2 separate regions of the Homo sapiens genome follow, and region 2 is linked to region 1. Evidence: read pairs that join two places in POLR2A ChIA-PET (ENCODE). Cell type or tissue: PC-9. All regions are shown on one strand.

Region 1 (5,000 bases):
GTCCAGTGCAGGGTCTGGGGCCCAGCAAAGAAGTGCTCACTAAATTGCAGCCATCGTCAAAATGCTGCCTTCTCCAAGCCTCTAAGGAGCCTCCTGCAGTTAAACCTGGCCTCACCCCCACTGGAGTGTGATGGCGCCTTTGTTTGTACTATGTCATTTACTCACCTACCCATCCACCCACCTGTCCTCCATCCATCCACTTACCCACCCAGCCATCACTCATACTTTCACCCACTCATTGATTACTTATTGCAAACCACCTTAGCCCATTTTATGCTGCTATAACAGAATAGCATAGACTGGGTAATTAATTAATTACTTTATTTATTTTTATTTTTATTTATTGATATATTTTTTGAAACAGAGTCTCGCTCTGTTGCCCAGGCTGGACTGCAGTGGCATGATCTCAGCCAACCGCAACCTCTGCCTCCCGGGTTCAAGTGGTTCTCCTGCCTCAGTCTCCCGAGTAGCCAGAATTATAGGCACACACCCCCACACCCGGCTAATTTTTGCATTTTTAATAGAAACAAGGTTCCACCATGTTGGCCAGGCTTTTCTTGAACTCCTGACCTCAAGTGATCCGCCCGCCTCGGCCTCCCAAAGTGCTGGGATTATAGATGTGAGCCACTGTAATTTATAATTACAAGGTAATTTATAATGAACAGAAATGTATTGGCTCACAGTTGTGGAGGCTGAGAAGTCAAGGGGCCACATCTGGCAAAGGCTTTCTTGCTGTGTCATCCCATGGGAGAAGGCCCAAAAGAGGGTACGGAGTGGGGCAAGAGGGAGCTAAACTAGTCCTTTTATAAGGAACCCAGTCCCCAGTAATGGCATTAATTTATTCAGGAAGGCAGTACCCCCATGACCCAAATACTACCTCCCATTAGGCCCACCTCCCAACACTGTCACATTGGGGATGGAGTTTCCAACACATGAACTTTGGGGGACACATTGAAACTATGGCACACACCAGCCATGTGCCAGGTCTTCTGCCAGGTGGGTAGGAGTGAATGATAAAACAGTTCCAATCTTTCCCCTCATACAAGTTTCTGCTGGGTAAGGGAGAGATGACCCACCATGGAAAGTATTTGCTACACAACGTACAAGCTTTGTAGATTATATGCAGAGTACATGTGCTCCATAGAGCAGGTGGCAGGGGCAAAGGACTTGCAGAGAAGGGATATCAAGTTGAGACCTGAAGATGGTCCCGGCAGATGAAGGCAGAGGAGAGGACATTCCATGGGCAAGGCAGGAGGTAAGAAGGTGTGTAGAGAAGATAAGAACAGCCGGAATGTTGAGTTTCATGTTGAGAGCAGCAAGGGGCTGGAGAAGTGACCAAGGGCCTCACAGATTATGTAAGGAATGTGATCCTTGTCCCAGGAACAGGCTTCAGAGGGCTTCCAGCAAGGGAGGGACATGAGAAAGTTCTGGCGTTGGAGAGAGAACTCTGACTGCACTGTGGTCACCAGGTTGGAGTGGACAGGATTGGGTTTGGCAGTGACGGTGTGTAGAAGCCAGCTGGCAAAGCTGGAGCAGAGATTCCCCAGGCAGGAGGGGTGCTGGGGGTCTGCAGCAGAGCAGGGAAGTGGGAGCAGAGAATGAGGAAGGTCAGAAGATTACCCCAGTCTTTTTTTTTTTTTTTTTTTTTTTGAGATGGAGTCTTGCTCTGTCACCTAGGCTGGAGTGCAGTGGTGCAATCATGGCTAACTGCAACCTCTGCCTCCTGGGTTCAAGCAATTCTCCTGCCTCAGCCTCCCGAATAGCTGGGATTACAGCCACCACCACGCCCAGCTAATTTTTGTATTTTTAGTAGAGACAGGGTTTCACTGTGTTGGCCAGGCTGGTCTCGAACTCCTGACTTTGTGATTCACCCGCCTTGGCCTCCCAAAGTGCTGGGATTACAGGTGTGAGCCACCGCGCCTGGCCTCCCCCCAAATTTCTACCAGAAAAATTCTTACCTTCCTGAAAAGTTGAAAGACCAGTACCACAAACACATTTTCTTCTACCTAGAGTCAACAATCATTGATATCTCCAGCTTTGCTCTCTCAAGACACAGCAAAGTGGGTGGATTTTCTTTTTCTGTACCATTTGAAAGTCAGTTTCAGACATGGTGATGCTTCACCCTGAGCTGCATCTCCTGAGAATGAAGGCATTTTTCTCCTGAATCGCAGAACCAGTATCGCACCTCGGAAACACAACAGGAGTGACGTCTGCTGCCCAGTTTGTGTCCAGATGGATGGCCTTTCATGGTTGGGTTTTTGTTTTGAGAGCCGGGGTCCCATCAAGATGCCAGCGTCGCATTTGGTTGTCTCTTTAGTCTCCAAGAAAGACTCTGGAGGTGGAATGTGTAGGGCTTGATGAGTCACTGGGTTTCAGGGGTGGAGGGCAGGGAGGATCCGGGCGATGACCGGGTTCTGGTTTGGGCAGCCAGTGGTGCAATCCTTGGCATGAGGAATTCTGGAGAGGGAACAGATCTCAGGGGAGAGTGGGTTTTGGAAGGGCCGAGTGTGAGGAATTGTCTGGCTGTCAGGTGGGAAGCTCAGGAGATGGTAGCGAGATACAGTGAGGGCTGTGTTAGCTTCCTGGGGCTGCCAAACAAATGACCAGAGATGGGGTGGCTTAAAGCAACAGAAATGTGCTTTCTCTTAGCTCTGGAGGCTGGAAGTCCAAAATCAATGTGTCAGCAGAATCCTGCTTTTCCCAAGGGCTCAAGGGAAGAATCCTTCCTTGTCTCTTCTAGCTCCTCGTGGTTTTCGGCAGTCATTGGCGACGCTGCGCTCCAATCTCTGCCTCCGTTTTGGCACATGGCCACCTTTCCTCTTGTAGTTCACATGGCCCTCTTATAAGGACACCAGTCATTAGGTTTAGGGCATACCTTCCTGCACTGTGACCTCATCTTAATTTAACTAATTACATCAGCAAAGACCCTGTTTCCAAATAAGCTCACGTTCTGAGGTTCCTGGTGGACACCAAATTTGGGGGGCACATTATCCAACTCAGTATACGGTCAGCAGCATCTAAATGGTGACTGAGACAGCAGGAATGGCTGCAACTAGCCAGGGAGAGCAGATGGAGGAGGAGGAGAGGGAAGGAGGGGAAGGGGCCCTAGAAAAGAACCAGGGGGCTTAGTCACAGTCTGGAAGGGAGGAGGGCGTGGCTCTACAGGGTCAAGTGCTGTGGGGTGTCAAGTAGAGAAGGGCTGAGCCGCATGCAGCCTCTGGATTCCACGATGAGCTGGCCGGAGACTTTGGCAAGAGCAGTGTCAGGAGACCGCTTGGGGAAAACCCAGACTGCATGGAATTTTGTTTTTACATTTCAGACCCTGGCCTCATAGACCTCTTTTTTATTTGTTTGTTTTTTGAGACAGAATCTCGCTCTGTCACCCAGACTGGAGTGCAGTGGTGCCATCTTGGCTCACTGCAACCTCTGCCTTTTGGGTTTAAGCAATTCTTATGCCCCAGCCTCCTGGGTAGCTGGGACTACAGGGGTGCACCACCACACCCGGCTAATTTTTGTATTTTCACTAGAGACAGGGTTTCATTATGTTGGCCAGGCTGGTCTCAAACTCCTGGCCTCAAGTGATCCACCCGCCTCAGCCTCCCAAAGTGTTGGGATTACAGATGTGAGCCACGGTGCCCTGCCCTCATAGGCCGCCTGAAGGCAAGTGGAATAAGTGGCTCTTCTTACATATTTATCTTGCTGTTGTCAGTTCTTCCGTCGGGCTGTAAGCCCCTCCAGATTAGGGGCTAGATTAGATTTTGTTCCCTGTAACTCTCCCAGACCCCTGCGGGACCCATGGCCTCCTGTGAGCATCAGCACTCACAGCCCCAGCACGTCTGCCCCAGGGCGGCCACCACCTGTGCTGAGAGAGGGTTCCTTATAGGATAGGAAGGTGCCAATTTCAGCTGCAACTATTGACCCTTTTTGCATGACTTCACATGCATGGATTTGCTCATTGAACCCTAACCCTAACCTCTAGTAGTAGGAGAGTACTATAGTACTAAAATACTACAAGAGTACTATTGTTACTCAACATAGCAGATGAGGAAACCAAGGCACAGAGAGGTCAAGTGGCACAGGAAGTGAGGGAGCCAGGATCCAGACTCGGTGATTTGGCTCCGGAGAGCGCAGTGCCTTGCAGAGCGCATGGCTTCACACTGACCATTGAATGGGCTCCAAGGTCATCAGCAGATCTCAGGTGAACCTGTGGATGTGCTCCTGGAGCTCCCTGGAGTTCTTCTGGGTCTGACCTCACTTGGGGCCTGGCTACACGCGCTGTTCTTTACTTCCTGGGATAAAGAGCAGACATTGGCCCTGAGCACTGTGTGTCATCAGAAGGGCAGGTGCAGGCCCAGAGCAGGGGGCTTCCAACCTAAGCGTGACCATTCTCCTCACAGAGCCCCTGCAGACTGGAGACTTTGACCCCACAGGTCACTTGCAGCTGCCCACCACTTTCTCACCTCACCTTTCATGTCTCAGGTGTGTTTCTTTCAGCTGAAAGCCCCAGAGGGACCACGCCTGGCCCTTCCTGGCTCAGCTGCCCCATAGTGGTGAGGTTTTCTGGTTTATTTTTTCAGTTGTTATTAGAGGTCGTCGTTATCTTTCTCATGAGTGACTAAAGCCTATTATCCCTAGGCAAGTTCCTGCCTGGCCAGTGGGTGGGAGCCTCCAGTGTCTGCATCTTCCCCCACACCACCCCCGGAGCCTGAGCTCACACAGCTGGGGTGGGGAAGAACCTGCCTGCGGCCCGTGGGAAAGCTGGGGAAGGAGGGGAGCCTTCTGTCCATGCTGAGGGGGCAGCTGCCGTGCAAGCCCGGCCAGGGGGCTCTTCTCTGCTGTTCTCTGGGTGTCCTGGAGACCACAGGCTGCTCCCAAAGAGAAAGGGATGGGACCAAAGAGAAAGGGATGGGACAAAGGGATGTCCTTACTCCCTCTTGCAAAACTTCTTGCACCTGAGGTAGAGTAAATCTGAGCGCTTCTCCACCCCAGATCTTTGGGAA
Region 2 (5,000 bases), 97 kb before region 1:
CTCAACTGCTGCCTCTGGACGCCTCTATGAGGAGTTTGTGTGACTCTGTGCTGTGAAAATCAATGTGGGAAGGGACCATAGCCCAACTATCCGCTCCCGCCAGGCCTGGCTTCTCGCTCGCTGCCACCCTCTGTGCTGTGTGCTGTGGTGACTCCTGGACTCCAGATTTCAGGGGGATGGGCTTGTCCCTTTGGCCACCTCGTAAGGCTGCTGCACTCAAGGCTGTTTCTTCATTGTACACTCATGTGGGTGGGAAGCCCCGTCCCTAATGCCAGCCTATCTGGGCATCAGAAGGCCTGGGTCCAGGTTTCTGCCCTTACTTGATGAGTCCCCTGACGTCTCAGAACCTCAGCTATGTGTCTATAAAATGGAGTGCGTCGTCCCTGCGTGGAGGGGGCCGGGGCAGGATCCGAGGGGATCAGGCGTGGGAAAGCACCGTGTCCAGCGCCTGGCAGCAGCTGGGTATTATACAACATTTGTATGAGGTGGTTGGCACATTGGCAAGGAGGACCAGGATTGGGACCCTCGGAGGGCAGGAATCGGAACTCGTGTGGGTGAGGAGGGAGGGCTCAGGAGCAGGAGAATTACTTGAGGAGGATGGAGCTCAGGGTTCTTCCTGCCTTCGCTCACTCCACTAGAAGGTGGTTCTTCACACTGCTCACAATGCCAGCTTTGAGGACTGGCCACCAGGCGCAGCACGAGCCTTCACATTCCTTTCCTGCTGGTGAAGCCTGGACTCCACAGCTCCACCCCCACGCTCACTGCCCACAAAAGCCAGACAATAGGGCATGGTGGGGTCTGTGGCCAAGTGGAAAGGTATGCCCAAGTTTTGACAAAGGGATGATCATTGCTTAGCTCCAGCCTTCCGCTGCCAATGCTTCTGGCTTTTAAAGGAGAAGCAGGAAATGCATAATTTTTATGTCAAATGTCTTTATTTTTTAAACGTGTCTGAGCCAAACAAGCCACATCTTTGTAACATCTTCACCCTCCACCCCACCCCCAGCCGCCAGGTTACATTCTAGGCTCCAGTCTGGGTCCTGGCCAATCTACAGACACCTCCAGGACAGGGCCTTTGCTTCTACCTGAAGACACAGTACAAATTTTAGAGCAAGAATACCACGGTTCAATGCCAGGTGCAGTGGCTCATAACTGTAATCCCAGCACTTTGGGAGGCTGAGGCAGGCAGATCACGTGAGGCCAGGAGTTCAAGACCAGCCTGGCCAATACGATGAAACCCTGTCTCTACTAAAACTACAAAAATTAGCCGGGCGTGGTGGCATGCACCTGTAGTCCCAGCTACTTGGGGGACTGAGGCCAGAGAATTACTTGAACTCAGGAGGCAGACGTTGCAGTGAGCTGAGATCACACCACTGCACTCCAGCCTGGGTGACGGAGAGAGACTCCTTCTCAAAAAACAAAAAAAAAAAAAAAAAAAAAAGAAAGAAAGAATACCAAGGTTCAATACCAGCCACCAAGCTCTGTGACCTTAGGCAAGTTACTTAACCTCTCTGTGCCCCCATTTCCTCATCCATAAGATGGTATGCTTTAATAATCAGATTTGTGACGCTACAGCTATTATTTTCTTAAGGAAAGTTAAATATCTGCACAGAGAGTTGGTCCAGTATCGTGGTTCTGTGAAGACTCTGGAGTCAAAGAGAATGAGGTTCAAATCCAATGGCTGCTGCTCCCCTGCAGCTGACCTTGGGCACAGCACTCAGGCCTCTGAATCTCAGTTTTGTAAATGGTCTCCAGTTTGTAAATCTATGAACGGGAATCCTCCTTCCTGCCTGCGGTCGTTGTGAGGATGAGATTGACTGATATGTGTAAAATGCTAGTGCACGGATACCTCCTCGTGAACTGGTGACTGTTGTTATGCTGCAAGCTGGCCAGTGCAGAGAGGGCGAGCCGGAGCGGTAGTGGGGTGAGTGTCATAATGGAGGCCAAGTCTGGGAAAGAGGAGGAGCTGGGGAGGCCGGGACAGGGAAGGTGCGTGAGTCAGGGTTCTCTGGAAAGACAGAACTAATAGGATATTGTACATATGAAAGGGAGTTTATTCAGGAGAATCGACTACTCACATGATCACAAGGTCAAGCCCCACAATAGGCTGTCTGCAAGTGGAGGAGAAGGGAAATCAGTAGTGGATCAGTCTGAGTCCCAAAACCCCAAAAGTAGGAAAGCCGACAGTGCAGCCTTCAGTCTATGGTTGAAGGCGTGAGAGCCCCCAACAAACCACCAGTGTAAGTCCAAGAGTCCAAAAGCCGAGGAACTCAGAGTCTGATGTTCAAGGGCAGGAAGCATCCAACATGGGAGAAAGATGAAGGCCGGAAGACTCAGCAAGTGTGCTCTTCCACCTTCCCCTGCCTGCTTTTTCTAGCCACACTGGCAGCAGAGGGGATGGTGCCCACCCAGATGAAGGGTGGGTCTGCCTCTCCCCCTCCACTGACTCAAATGTTAATCTCCTGTAGCAACACCTTCACAGACACACCCAGAAACAACACTTTGCATCCTTCAATCCAATCAAGTTGACACTCAATACAAACCATCACAGCGGGTAAACAGGCCAACTCTGCAGGTGTGCGTGGAGCAGCCCTCCCGGGCAGTGCTCGGCCCCAGAAAGCGTCGTAAAAGGGCGTTGTTGGCCTGGGCGGGCAGAGGAGGACAGAAAGAGGCAGCTCTCACAGCACAGTGGAGGAGACATCGGGGGCCTTGCAGACCAGGCAGAGACCAGGGAATGGATGGCCTCCTCCACTGCTCCAGAGCAGCTACAGGGGCCAAAGGACATCTTCAAGGAGGCAGAGACCTCCCCGCATTGCCTCCTGGGGAGGGTGCCCACCGCAGACAGGCTGCTCCCACCGTCTGCCTCCTGAGGGTCAGGGGCCCTGGGGGTTGGGGGCCTCCTGCTGGGCCCCCTGTGGCCCTCCTCACCAGCCATGGTGCTCAGTGCGTGTCTGCTGAGTGGCTGGGTTTCCAGCAGGTGTTTCAGCGATAGCCATTCCCTCACCTGCTCAGCTCTGCATCATGGGGAGGCGCGTTCCCCAGGCTCCTGGCTCTCCCTCTTCCCAGTAGGTTCAGCCAGTGGGAAGCCCTTTTGGGAAATCAGAAGGTGGGAGGAAGGGAGCAGCAGAGATATTGCTCCCCATCTCCCTCCACTTCCTGGGACATCCCCAGCAATGACTGTGTCTTCTCCAGACTCTGACTTCCCCTGGGAAGCCCTTCCTCCGTGATCCCAGCTTCTTCTGGGCAGCTCCAATTTCTGGCTCCAGCATTGGCGCTGAGCACCTCCTACTGTCCTGCCATCCTGAAACGGATGCCAGCTCCTGCTGTGGGTCATCTCTGGGTGGTCCCACCATCCCCCGTGTGGCTTCTCAGCTTTTCCATTGCCTGTGCGAGCAAGTCTCAGGATTAAGTTACTCCGCTATGAAAAGACCTGGGGTCGGCGGGGGGTTCCTATTTCCAGGCTGGGCCGGCCGATACAGTAGCCATCCTAGACAAACCCGTGCATCCTTGGAAGCCCTATTCGCACCTCGCCTTAAAGGGAATGGGATGTGTTATGCATAGACTCACGACCTCTGAACCAGGTTCACACCCATGACTTTCGTTCTTTCCTGCCACACGCTGCCTTCAGTTAAGGGCCACATTTGTGAATTCACTCTGCACGGTCACCGTCGCACAGCCCATTTTATTTGCACGTCAGTGCTGCTGCTTCTCGGAGAAGCCATTTGATCCCTCTGAGCCTCAGTTTCCCCCTCTGTAAAATGGAGGGGATGGGAATAGCGCCTACCTCCTATGATCACCGTGAGGCTTAAATCACACTGATACTTCCTCACTGATACTCCCAGTCTGATTATTAGAGGGCACCATTTTATGGATGAGGAAACAGAGGCACAGAGAGGCTAAATAACTTGCCCAAGGTCACAGAGCTCAGTGGCTGGTATTGAACTCTGGTATTATTGCCCTAAAATTTGTACTAAGCATCTTCAGACAGAGGCAACGGCCCTGTCCTGGAGGGGTCTGTAGATTGACCAGCTCCCAACAGTGCCTGGCAAGGAACAGCTCGAGAATCGTGAGCTCTGAGAAACTCTGTGGCCTTCCTATTCCTCTGCCCCTCAGCCTCTGCTGATTTTCTTCTGCAGGGAGAAGCGTTCAGGATAAACAGTTCAGCCAAGGGCATCTCCTTTTGCAAGCTGTGTGCTCACAAAAGTTGCTCATTCGGTGCCCACTCGAGCACCTGTCTGTCCCAGGCACCTCTGGGAACTGGGGGCCCAGGGGAACGAGGCCCCATCCCTGCCTCACATACAAGTCACGGGACGGGGATCCTGATGGAAGGCAGCACTGACACCGTGGGCAAGACAGATGCAGGCTGAAGAAGGTCCCGAGAGGAGCTGGGTTTTTCTCACATTGAGGGGGATGATCTGTGGCTTCCTGAAGGAGGCGGCATTTGAACCATGCTCTGTCTGTTGGGAATATGAAGCTGAATGCAGCAGCTGCCAGTGCGATTCAGCAGGCAGACCCCTGGGGTGGTTTGAAGCCCGAGTGAGTGAGTGGCCTGGGCTCAACCCTCGTTCCTCCTGACCTCCGAACCGGGGCCCCCGAGAGCAATGGGGGAGGATGGTTGAGGCACGGGCTCTCAGACCATGCTGCCCATCCCTCACTGACTAGCTGGGTAACCTCGGTCGGGACTTGAGTGTCCTATGCCTCAGTTTCCTCATCTGTAAAATGGGAGAATGACGGCTCTTGCCTCACAGGATTGGCGGGAGGGCTGAACACGTGAATTCACATGAAGTTCTCAGCCCAGGATGTCACCCTCTCTCACCAAACACTGATAAAGAAAAGAATGCCTTGGCTGGGCGTGGTGGCTCACGCCTGTAGTCCCCACACTTTGGGAGGCCAAGGCAGGTGGATCACCTGAGGTCAGGAGTTCGAGACCAGCCTGGCCAACATGGTGAAACCCTGTCTCTACTAAAAATACAAAGATTAGCTGGGTGTGGTGGCGCATGCCT

Evidence for each region. Peaks named below come from ENCODE experiments on the same cell type or tissue, not always from the same donor. Only the 100,000 strongest peaks of a DNase experiment are listed, where the experiment ranks them.
Region 2: POLR2A ChIA-PET joins it to region 1 with 8 read pairs; 2 of 35 experiments call an interaction of 5 or more read pairs at or near these places.

The regions. Positions count from the first base shown.
Region 1 is chr11:70,241,722-70,246,721 of GRCh38, forward strand. No RefSeq gene overlaps it. Among named protein-coding and RNA genes, the nearest start is that of PPFIA1, 26 kb to the right of the region's middle. In PC-9, no CTCF peak of the experiment used is centred here; DNase peaks (open chromatin) are centred at 1,370, 2,005, 2,390 and 3,210; H3K4me3 peaks cover 2,318 bases; H3K27ac peaks cover 3,489 bases.
Region 2 is chr11:70,144,528-70,149,527 of GRCh38, forward strand. The region is part of intron 11 of ANO1 (anoctamin 1); the gene reads left to right. Among named protein-coding and RNA genes, the nearest start is that of FADD, 56 kb to the right of the region's middle. In PC-9, no CTCF peak of the experiment used is centred here; no DNase peak of the experiment used is centred here.